Regions from separate parts of the Homo sapiens genome. Here all the other regions are linked to region 3. A link is a contact called in ENCODE Hi-C or POLR2A ChIA-PET data. All regions are on one chromosome and are shown on one strand. Each heading gives the region's core, a stretch centred on a gene start or an enhancer-like site at or near the end of the contact. The rest is flanking DNA. Distances are from core to core; before and after follow the strand shown.

Region 1 (2,705 bases), core at 73-2,572, 410 kb before region 3:
CTTCCTGGGCTCAGCCTTAACCTCCCACCTTAGCCTCCCAAGTACCTGGGACTACAGACACCAGCCACCATGCCTGGCTAATACTTTTTTTCTAACTTTTTGTAGAGGCAGGGTTTTGCTGTATTGCACAGGCTAGTCTCAAACTCCTTGGCTCAAGTGATCCTCTTGCTTTGGTCTCCCAAAGTGCTGCGATTACAGGTATGAGCCACTATACCTGACCTAGTTTTTTATTTTTACATCAAATAAATGAAGCAACTTGGCAGGGCTCTTTGAAGAAAAATACAATTTTATGAAGTGTTTGTGATTAAAATATTAATAAGCAGAGTAACACCTCATTCATCTAGTATTCTTAGGTAGTAAGTACATAAAATGATTGAAACTTACTCCTGAATCTATTTTAGAGATTTTATAGAGATTTTACAATATATTATGTATATTGTGTGTAGATAAATATAGATATTCATACCTCCAAATCTATTTCTTTATAATGTTTCACATACTTTGCTGCTTTCTGAAATAGTAACACCTCCTCCCCTCCCCCACTTTTACCCTGCATACTAAACCTTTTCTGGAAGATAGAAATAAACATTTTGTTTCAGAGCTTCAGAATGAGTCAGGAACCCCGGGTTCTAGTCCAGGGCCTGGCACTAAGTTGCTATATGAGAACTGAATCATAGATTCTAGAACAGTGCCTGGCACGTAGTAGTGCTTAACCAATATGTTTGGAATGAATCATTGTCTTGTGCTGACTTTAGTGCTCCTTCCTTGATTTATTACTTGGAATTCATTGCTGCCTAGTAAATAAGCTTCTGGGTTCTTAATTAAATAGGAGTATCTAGGTTCTGATAGAGGTGAACTATAAGCCTAATTTATGTCTGTTTTAACTCCTTAGTGGAACTTTTGGCTTATCTTGATGTATTTTCTGGTACTCGAAGTTGCCAAACAGATGATCTTCTGTGCTTGATTTATTGGGGGCACTTGCTGAGTACTTTATATGTGCCTATATTATGTATATGCAGTGTTCTATGTGTAAGCACATAGCACATGTCTCCGGGGATCTTATAACTTAGATGAAGAGACACAGAAGTAGACTGTAAGAGAATAATTAAATGTTGATTCATAAAGCATTGACCTACAGCTACATTAGTAGTTGTAGGAAAAGATCCATGTGGGCTGAAGCAGGATAAAAAGAATTCAAGTAGAAGGTGAAATTGGAATTGGTTTTGAAGAGGTAGTTAAGATTTTGATAAGCCTCAAGGTGAAGACATAACATTCTAAGCAAGGGCAGTAGTGTAGTAAGCAAAGAAAGGAAAGTGTGGGTTGAACATGTTCAGACAGGCCTGCCCAGATTCCTAAGGGTGTGGGGACTGCTGGGAAATAGAAGCAGGTGAATTTAATAGAGTAGTTTTAATCTGCAAGACCCTGAAGGGATCCAGGGATACAATTTAGAGGGCTGCATGCATTTAGATAAAAAAAAAAAAGTGACATCTTTATATTTTTATGAACTTTGAACTGAAATTTAGCATTTACTTTTAATAAGATTTTAAGCGGCAGACTACAGTAATATTAGCAGTACGTATATCTTTTATTACTAATAGAAAAAGCACAGATATTTTCAGATTACAGCTGTTGATATCTCTATAATTTATGCATATTACTACTTCAGAATTATGGTTTTTATTAGACTCCCACTAGATTTTATTGTATTATTACTAAAGAAGCATATGTATGAATATATCACATACAAGGTTTTTAAAAACACTTGATAACTGTTTCGGTATAATTGGTTTTCTTAGTAATGTATATTTTATGCATTTAAAACCATATTTTCAAAAACAACTATATTTTAGTAAAACTGGCTTTCTTTATAATCCTAGATATTGTATTTTATGCATTTAAAACCACTCTGAGGGGGACTCTGTAGCTTTCTCCAGACTGCCAGAGGGATTCATGACCCCCGATCTAGTGGAACCAAACTGGAGAAGGCATTGAAAAACCACACTGAGGGGTTTTAGCTGAAGTGATAAGCAGGAAAGGAGCCTTGCCAATTTTGTTCATTTGTTTGTTTTGTTTCAGTTACAGAATAGATGTGTTAACATAGAAAATTTCAAAGTTTCAACCAGTTTAGAAAAAAGGGTCAAACTCTTCTTAGCTCACAATTGTAGATAAACTGTTTAAAAAAATAACAGAAACTCATCTTGTAACACCACAGTCACTATCCTTCCTCTTTTATTATTTATCTGTTTCAGTTTATTAAATTCCTCTGCAATTGAGTGAAATATTTAAAGTGGTTATATAGGAAACTTTCTTAATCTCTTATACTATACTTACACAGAGGGTGGGAAGACTGGCAGGGAGCTAAGCAGTGGGTCTGGTCATTTATATGTTTGATGATAGGGATAGGGTGGTAAGCAGTTAGAGATAGAGTAAAATTGCAGGAGATATTGGAAAGAAAAAATAATAGAACTTGGTGGTATGGGAGCTGAGATGCATGGAGTCAGGTAAGAGAGAGTATCAGGAAGAAAGTTAAGTATAGGGTGCCTAAATTAGGATTCCTAGAATAATATTATACAGGTCCACAATGCTTTATCTGAAACCCTGAGGCCAGCTGTGTTTTGGGATTCAAACATTTTTGGATTTGGGAAAGGTAACGTGTATATTGTATATTACATAACTCTCCCAGCAAGGTCTGAGGTATCATCCTG
Region 2 (2,767 bases), core at 197-2,696, 430 kb before region 3:
TGAAGTGGCAAAGTATTTGAATTGGTGCTATAGCCCAGACTTCAGGTATTTTCAAAGGATGAATGAGGAAAAAGGAAGTGGGGAGAAAGAACTTTTAACTGTGAGGAAGGCTCTACTATTTAAAAGATGGTTTAAAAAAAATTCTCACTGTAGCTACAGTGCTCACACTGGAAATAAAAGTATAAAAATGGTCCTTTAGGATTTTTCTCTGGAGTAAGAATTGTTTCAAGGAAGAAACTGCCAGGGATATGGACATTTTGGACAGGGGCAGAAAAATGCCCTAGTGTTTTGGACACCATGGAAGCGCTAGAATTTTTAAATAAATATTTCACATTGTGAGAAACGTCTGAGTATTAAACACGCTTTTTTTTTCCCTAGGGGGACACTAAACAAATATTTATTTAAGGAGGTAGAAACTTGAAGGCCCCCCCTCTTCCCGCAAAGCTAGTCTTTGGCTCTGCTTCTAGGACTTCTAGGAACGTGCAATTAAAATAAAATCGAAACAACGAAACCCTCGCAGCATTTAGATTTCTTTTTTCCCCCTCAACTGCTCAAGAAAAGTCAGAAGCCGACACTTTTTCCAAGTCTCGAAGTTGCCAGTTGTGAGGCTCCCAAGACGTCTCCCGCACACCCTAGGGACGATTCTGCACGGGTCCCTCCCGTTAGCCGGCGGTGCGATCCGGCTCCAAGGGGGTGTGTCCCGGACCGCAGCGACCCGGCGCCAGCCTCCGCCGCGGGCCCACCTGCTCCTCTCGGCCGCCGCAGCGCCCCGGGGTCCGGCCGGGCCCCCGGACCCCACCCGCGCGGCGCCGCCGGCCGCCCGGCAAGTCCCGCCACCCACTTCCGGACCCGGCCAGCCCCTCCGCTAGGTGCAGCTGGGACGCGAGCTCAGTTCCTTTCTTCCCTCAGCCCAAACTGCTAGCGGCCCCCGTGGCGGGAGGTGGAACCCGCAACCTACCCCCAAGGATGGGGGGCCCAGGCGGAGAAAGGGGGTCCCAGCCCTCCCCGGGCTGCCCGCACCGGCACCCCCCTCGCACGGCCCCAGCGGCGGCCCGCGTCCTCCCTCCAGCCCTAGCAAGACAGGCGTAGAGACTGCGAGTGTCGGGGGAGGGGTACAGGTCGGAGGAAGAGCATCCCCGGGCCGCAGCCGCAGCCGCCGCCGCCGCCGCCGCCTGCTGCTCCCCCGCCGTTCGGCTAGGGGAGGCCTCGTCACAGCCGCCGCCTCAGCCGCGGCTGCAGATCTCGCGGTGTTTGCCGGCCGCCGCGCCGCCATATTGTGTGACAGTATTTTGATTTGGACTGGGCTGGCGGAGCCGCGGCGAGAGCGAGCGAGAGCTGGGGGGGTGGGGGGAGGGCAGGCGAGCGCGAGGGGGGTGGGGGCAGAGGGAGGTGGGGAGGCCGAGCGAGCCGGAGCTGAGGATTGGGGAGCGGCGACGCCGCCCAGCCGTCGTTTTTGATCTGCTGCAGCCGCCGGCGGGGCGACCCAGCCCGACCCCCTCCCCTCCCCCTCAGCCAGGAGCGGTGGCGGCGGCGGCGGCCGGAGGGAGTTGGCGGCGGCGGGCGAGCGGAGGGGGCTGAGCGGGGAGGGAGGGAGGGCTGAGGTGTCCCCCCTGCCGGGTGGAACCGGAGGCGGCGGCGGCGCTGGCGGCGGCCGTGGTGGCGGAGGCGACGGTGGAGACGGCTGCCCTAGTGGGAGAGGCGGCGGCGGCGGCGGCCGAGGAGGAGGAGGGGGAAGCGGCGGCGGCAAAGGGTAAGCGGACAGCGCTGCCGGGCCTCGGCGGGATCCCCAACCTGGCTCTCCCCTCATCGCCCCGCACCCCCCTCCGTCTGGAAGGGGCTCTGCCGCCTCGCGAGGCCCGTGCGGGGCGTTCGCTTCTAACTTGCACTCTTCCTCCCTCCGCCTCTTTCCTTCCCCCAGTGGCGTGGCGGAGAGGGAGGCCCCCCGAGTCCCCCAGTCCGGTGGGGGTGGGGAGCATCGGGCCGGGCCTGGGCTCCGGGGCGTCCGTGCGGGGGGGGAGGGGGAGCTTCATTGGAATCGAGCGCCTAGGAGAGCCCCGGGTGGGGGAGGGCGCAAGGGGCTCGGGAGGGCCCCTCCCTGCGTCGGCGCCCCTGACCCGCCCCCAGGCATGTGTGAGGTGGGGGCGGGGGAGGAAAAATCTCCTTTTGGGGAGCCGAGGTCTAGTTAAAGATGACTCAGGGGCGGGGGTTTTGGGGACAGACACGGGGCAGTTATGTGGGGGTCGGGCGGGAGGGAGAACATCGTTCCTTTGCGGATCTTGGTTTTCTGCAGCCGTCTTTGAAGTGGGGGGCAAGCCCTACTATGAATATGTGGCCCCTTAAATTTCACTGGATGTTTCTGGTTTTCGGTCCCATCAACCTCAAACCCTACGATTGTGGTTGAGTCAGGGAGGCTGCAAGGGTCTCTTGGCGGTGCTGAACAGGTGACAGGTGGATCTTTCTGTTGCTGATGCTGTGAGATGTTCAGGCACAGTCGTACACCAAAGTGTCAGAGACCGTGTGAGTTTGTATTTATGTGTTTGGCCATGTTTCATTCCATATATAGTATATTTGAGATGTTAGGTTTCCATTCTTCAAGTCAGCTTAATTGTTGTGGATAAATTCTTCAAATGTTTCTGATAAGAGGGTTTTCCAGGAGAGCGGAGGGAATTTGCAGCCTCACAGGGGTTTCTCCGTAGTTCACGAAATTTAGGCCCCCAGTGCAGGCTGTTGAGTACCCTTATTCATTGGAAAGTTCTTGAACGCTAAG
Region 3 (2,828 bases), core at 314-2,813:
CTCTCGGCTCACTGCAACCTCTGCGCCCGGGTTCAAGCGATTCTCCTGCCTCAGACTCCAGAGTAGCTGGGATTACAAGCGCGCACCAGGGCTAGGTAGCTTTCTATGGAAAATGCAGGGGCTCTCCACACCAGGATTTGAAAACTTAATTTCGGCCGGGCGCCATGGCTCACTCCTGTAATCCCAGCACTTTGGGAGGCCGAGGCAGGCAAATCACCAGGTCAGGAAATAGAGACCATCGTGGCTAATATGGTGAAACCCCGTCTCTATTAAAAATACAAAAAATTAGCCGGGTATGGTGGCCTGCGCCTGTAGTCCCAGCTACCCGGGAGGCTGAGGCAGGAGAATCGCTTGAACCCGGGAAGCGGAGGTTGTAGTGAGCTCAGATCATGCCACTGTACTCCAGCCTGGGTGACAGAGCGAGACTCCATCTTGGAAAAAAAAAAAAAAAAGAAAACTCAATTTCATCCCCACCACTCATTACTGGTTTTGAGACTTTGGCCAAGTTAAGTTCACTAAATCGTGGTAAATCTTTAAAACGGGAGCACTAATCTCTACTTAGGGAGTTGTTATGAGAATTCAAAAAACAAAATGATGTTATCCCCCTGCACAGTATCTGTCACATAGTACATGCTCAAGATATATTAGTCTCAATTTTCTCATTAGTAAAACAAAGTAACGATACTTGATTCACTGGCATGCAACAATAATTAATTTTTGTAAAGCTCCCCAAACGGTATTTAGCACATAGTCGACAGTCAATTAATAAAAAAGTATGATTAAATCTACATCCCCTTTCCCAGTCCTTTTTCTGCCACTAAATGGCTAAATGATGTTGGGCAAATCATAACTTACAGAGCACTCAGTTTTCTGTAAACGAGGGGTGACACCAGACAACTTTTATGATGCTCTGCTTGTTTAAATGTATTACTCAGGACTTTCAAAGTTAGCTTTTGGATGCTACACAGATTTACCTGTAAATCCATTACATCACCATGGTGTCTGATATCACACAATAACTGATGGTCTCCTTCAAACCCTCCATCAGAGTCCAAGTTTCCAAAATCTCCAATAGACCACAGTGAAATATAATTTTCCTGTAAAACAGAAAGTTTTGTCTTGAGATGACATAAACGTCAACTCTCGGAAAATAAAAGTTGTGCTCCCGTCCGGAAATGTTGCTCCAAAACATCTCAAATGGTATGGTGAGTTTAAAACACAACGAGATACGAGGCTCAGGCATGCCATCACCGGCTCTGAGCTACGGAGCAACCGCGCCTGAGACAGGGGTCCGGGGGACCTAAAAGTGCGAGAAGAACCAGAAGGTGGGAGTTGGCGCGCGGAAGGCCAGGGGTCAGCTCAACCGGAGAGAGGGAGGAGGTAGGGGCTCGTCCCTATCAGCGGCGATACCTCATTGTCCCAAGATCCTGTAGCGAACGTCTCCGCGGTCTGTAAACTTCCCGGAGGCAGCGGTCGCCAGCGGGTTTTGCTGATTTTCTGGGACACAAACTTCGCATAAATTTCCTCCATGCCGAAAGCGGCCGCAGCAGGTACTGCAAAAAGCAAGCACAGTACGCGCCTCTCAGCACCGCCTCTTCCCGCGGAACCCTGATTGGATGGGACTTTAGGACGGAGACGGTGGCTGCAGAGAGTCAATTCTCGTCGATAGCCAGTGTGGGCACAGTCAGTACCTAGACTGAGAGGCCCACCCATCTCACAGAGCAGCTCTGAGCAAAGGCAAGAGCGCTTTGGCCTTTGAGCAGTAGGACTTGCTCCTAATCTGCAATGTCAGTATTTTCTTGTGTTCAATAATTGTGCAGTGTAAAATTTAAGTGCAAAAACAGAACAAAAACAATGCAGTAGAAACCACCTTGAAACCACACCTAAGCAGTTGCAGGTCACTGCGCATAGAAAACGATTCAAAAATCCTTAAATACTCGTGGAAGTACCTCGAATAAAGTGCCAACCTACTATCCCAAACCTCTCCCTCTTGTCTCCCAAACAAATACTTTGCTTCAAAGTTAATACACACTGTCAGAGCCTGGAGTTGGAATTCTGAAAGACTCCAGTTTTAGTTTTGATGCCAATTGCCTAGCTTTGATCAATTCAATTACGTGCATGATTAAGAATGAAGTTTGTGATACCTATTGTCAACGGCCCAGGAATCAGTTTTCTAGGTTCCTTCTGTGCTTTTGGTTACACCTATAATATTCTTCCCTTCCTCTTTACTCCTCAGAATCCTGCCTATCCTTCAAGGATCTGTTCTTTCCTTTACCATTTCCTGACGACCCCAGCCAATGTTGATCTAAATCAACACCATTTTTTTTCTTTTTTAAGACAGGGTCTCTGTGGCCCAAGCTGGAGTGCAGTGGTACAATCTCAGCTCACTGCAACCTCTGCCTCCGCCTCCCAGGTTCAAGTGATTCTCCCACCTCAGCTTCCAGGGTAGCTGGGACTACAGGTGTGCGCCACCATGCCTGGCTAATTTTTTTTTTTTTTTTTTGGAGAGACGGGATTTCACCATATTGGCCAGGCTGGTCTCGAACTCTTGACCTCAGGTGATCCAACTGCCTTGTCCTCCCAAAGTGCTGGGATTACAGGCGTGAGCTAGCATTTGATATCTAGACCACTAATGACATATATTTTGGATATATCTTATGTTAGTTTTCTTTAGATGCATATTCCTCCCCCATTAGAATGTAAATCCTACTGAATACAAGAGATATGACTTATTCAACTAAAAAATGAAGCTCTTTTACACTATAGGTATTCATAACTGTATGTTGGTTATTTCTTTAAAAAGGGCCATTATGCTACTGTTGTTTTTA
Region 4 (2,839 bases), core at 149-2,648, 280 kb before region 3:
GCTGTTTCTTAATTGCTGCTCTTTTTTCAGGGTCTCCTTCCATATTTGCATTTAACCATTCACAAGCCATCTCTGACACCTTTGGTGGGTGTAGGAGGCAGTGTTCAGTGGTGAGAGACAGGAAGGGAACCTGGACCCTGGCAGAGCTCTCAGTCGCCCTGGGAGCCCACTCCCCAGCACACAGACAGGAATGCACACACCAAAGGCATCCACTCATCTGCACGTTCCTTCACAGACTCAGTGCAATTCCTGAATATCTACTACAAGGCTCTGCACTGCATGCTAAGAAAAGACATCACCCCTGCTTCTTGGAGCTCTTTTTTTTTTATTTAAGAAATGGAGTCTCATTCTGTTACCCAGGCTGGAGTGCAATGGTACAATCATGGCTCACAGTAGCCTCAACCTCTCAGGCTCAAGCAGTCCTCCCACCTCAGCCTCCCAAGTCGCTGGGACTACAGGTATGCACTGCCACACCTGGCTAATTTTAAAAATTTGTTGTAGAGATGAGGTCTGGCTATGTTGCCCAGGCCGGTCTTGAACTCCTGGCCCCAGGTGATCCTCCCATGTTGGCCTCCCAAAGTGCTGAGATTACAGGCATGAGCCACTGCGCCTGGCCTTGGAGCTCATTTTTAAGATCTGTAGAGGGTTCTGTCTGCCAGGGCACTTTGCACGTTTTGCCTCATTTAATCATTACAAGAAGCCCTTGAGGAAGTGACCTTGTCCCCATTTTACCCTTGAGGAAACTGAAGCAAAACAATGTGTCCATCTCTCTGATCTAGGGGCAGCCCTCAAAGCCTGACCCCTTAGGCTGCAAAACTCTTCCTCCCTAGTCTCCCAAAGACCATTGATTCCCCCCAACTCCATCTATACCTCAGGATCCAGATGGCAGTTCTTTTGGAGGAATAGTAACCCACAGTTTAAATGCTCATGCTTAGAAAAGGCACCTCATGCCCTTATTAACCAACACTGTGAACCAGCTCATCAGGCAGCAAGCCGAGAGCCAGGCCCTGGGAAAAGGAGACAGGAGCTGGGAGTTTTGTTTTTGTTTTCTGTTTGTTTTTGAGACGGAGTTTTGTTCTTGTTGCCCAGACTGGAGTGCAATGGCGCAATCTCAGCTCACCACAACCTCCACCTCCCAGGTTCAAGCGATTCTCCTGCCTCAGCCTCCCGAGTAGCTGGGATTACAAGCATGCATCACCACACCCAGCTAATTTTGTATTTTTAGTAGAGACGGGGTTTCTCCACGTTGGTCAGGCTGGTCTCAAACTCCTGACCTCAGGTGATTCGCCTGCCTTGGCCTCCCAAAGTGCTAGGATTACAGGCATAAGCCACTGCACCCCACCAGAGATGGGAGTTTTGAATAACCAAAGGTACAAAGAGGAAGTGGGTTGGCACCCAAGGCAAATTTTGCCTGCCTGACAACTGTGCCTGGGGTAGCTGCAATCAGAGTGCCAGCCAGTTTCAGTAACTAGACAATCCAATTGTACACCACTGCATCTTTGACTATTGCCAAGTAGTTCCTGCAGAGGCTAGGGGCTCCCAAAGCAGTCACATATGGAGGAAGGTTGTGGCTATGGGCAGGAGGAAAGAGAGGAGCAATGATTCCTCAGGGGTCTGAGATGTGAAGGGAAGCTGCTCTTGCCACTCTGTTTCTTACTGGGGGTTCAATTGCAAACACTCTGACCCTTCTCACCAGGAGATCTCTCCCCAGCTCAAGGCAGGGGAAAGAGACCGTGAGCAGGGGCTGATCTGGGAGCTTTCGCCTTACAAGAAATGGGTGCAGACAGGCAGGAGCCCAAGGCTAACGTCAGACAGAACAGAGTCAGGGTCTCAGAAGCAGGTCTGACCCCCAGCCCGGTCATAAACCCCCACCATTCTCTTTCTTGCCTGCTGGGAACCCACTGAGGGGGGCATGATGAAAACTGAGAGGTATGATTTCAAGCCTGATCTCTCTCTTCCTTGGAGATCCCTTACTCCAGCACAAACCAGAGCCTGCAGAGTGTCCTGAGAGTGTAAAAATGTAAACAACAGCCAAAGCAAAAAGCCCTGTGCACTCCAAAATGAGGACACATTTACATGAAACCCTACTCTGGGGCAGTAAGAGGATGTGAAATTATCAGGTGCTTTCCCCCCAAGGTTGTACTTTGAATCCCGCCTTTTCTAGATTTGCCTACAGAATGTAAAACAGGCTGGGCACTTGTGAGTCTGCCCACCCTAGGCAAGAAAATGCTGCAACTCAGCCGGGAGCGATGGCTCAAGCCTGTAATCCCAGCACTTTGGGAGGCCGAGGCGGGTGGATCACTAAGTCAGGAGATCGAGACCATCCTGGCTAACACGGTGAAACCCCGTCTGTATTAAAAGTACAAAAAAATTAGCTGGACGTGGTGGCGGGCACCTGTAGTCCCAGCTACTTGGGAGGCTGAGGCAGGGGAATGGCGTGAACCCGGGAGGCGGAGCTTGCAGTGAGCCGAGATGGCGCCACTGCACTCCAGCCTGGGCGACAGAGCGAGACTCCATCTCAAAAAAAAAAAGAAAATGCTGCAACTGTTGGCTCGTGAGAATTCATGCTCTTCCCACACACCATGATGCCATTTTGAACACGCTTTCAATGAAAGCTGCCTTCTTTTTAAAAAGTTGCTGGACATTATTCTTAAAGCCAGGTATCTATGGACTCAGGTATTCAGCTGAATGACCCGAGCTGATGTCCCTCTCTTTCTCACGGAAACACACACACAGCCCTACCTTTAAGGTATGGAGACTGCACTGAGAAATCAGTCTTTGGGCTGCTAGTCCATGAGAGCTACTATTTGAGGCACATGTGGCACCCTGAGGGCATCCT

What was found. A loop is a pair of places that touch in the nucleus more often than their neighbours do. ChIA-PET counts read pairs that join two places held with the same protein, here RNA polymerase II (POLR2A). Pooled maps may share reads with other maps.
Region 1: a pooled map shows a loop between it and region 3 (2.1-fold over the local background). The contact joins the enhancer-like site here to the promoter of NUP43 in region 3. A Hi-C loop is called at or near these places in 1 of 37 single-sample maps with no recorded cell type and 1 of 50 pooled maps. POLR2A ChIA-PET finds 5 or more read pairs at or near these places in 2 of 52 experiments (activated CD4-positive, alpha-beta T cell and activated T-cell).
Region 2: a pooled map shows a loop between it and region 3 (15-fold over the local background). The contact joins the promoter of TAB2 here to the promoter of NUP43 in region 3. A Hi-C loop is called at or near these places in 3 of 37 single-sample maps with no recorded cell type and 14 of 50 pooled maps.
Region 4: a pooled map shows a loop between it and region 3 (3-fold over the local background). The contact joins the enhancer-like site here to the promoter of NUP43 in region 3. A Hi-C loop is called at or near these places in 2 of 37 single-sample maps with no recorded cell type and 3 of 50 pooled maps. POLR2A ChIA-PET finds 5 or more read pairs at or near these places in 2 of 52 experiments (B cell and Caco-2).

What each region holds. Positions count from the first base shown.
Region 1 is chr6:149,335,454-149,338,158 of GRCh38, forward strand. All of the region lies in intron 1 of TAB2 (TGF-beta activated kinase 1 (MAP3K7) binding protein 2), which reads left to right. Among named protein-coding and RNA genes, the nearest start is that of TAB2, 19 kb to the left of the region's middle. RefSeq lists an enhancer at 1,260-1,409. Within about 2 kb of position 1,323, at least 11 of the 41 ENCODE cell types and tissues checked have a DNase peak (open chromatin) inside an H3K27ac peak, as active enhancers do.
Region 2 is chr6:149,316,266-149,319,032 of GRCh38, forward strand. It overlaps TAB2 (TGF-beta activated kinase 1 (MAP3K7) binding protein 2), which reads left to right and starts at 1,447. Exons shown (of 7, transcript NM_001292034.3): 1 at 1,447-1,750. RefSeq lists silencers at 590-659, 710-1,249, 1,340-2,239 and enhancers at 2,330-2,509, 2,670-2,767.
Region 3 is chr6:149,744,966-149,747,793 of GRCh38, forward strand. NUP43 (nucleoporin 43) reads right to left here and starts at 1,564. Exons shown (of 8, transcript NM_198887.3): 1 at 1,411-1,564; 2 at 975-1,097. The coding sequence starts at 1,530. RefSeq lists an enhancer at 1,874-1,933.
Region 4 is chr6:149,466,938-149,469,776 of GRCh38, forward strand. All of the region lies in intron 2 of ZC3H12D (zinc finger CCCH-type containing 12D), which reads right to left. Among named protein-coding and RNA genes, the nearest start is that of ZC3H12D, 17 kb to the right of the region's middle. Within about 2 kb of position 1,399, at least 4 of the 41 ENCODE cell types and tissues checked have a DNase peak (open chromatin) inside an H3K27ac peak, as active enhancers do; they include B cell, where a contact is called at or near this core.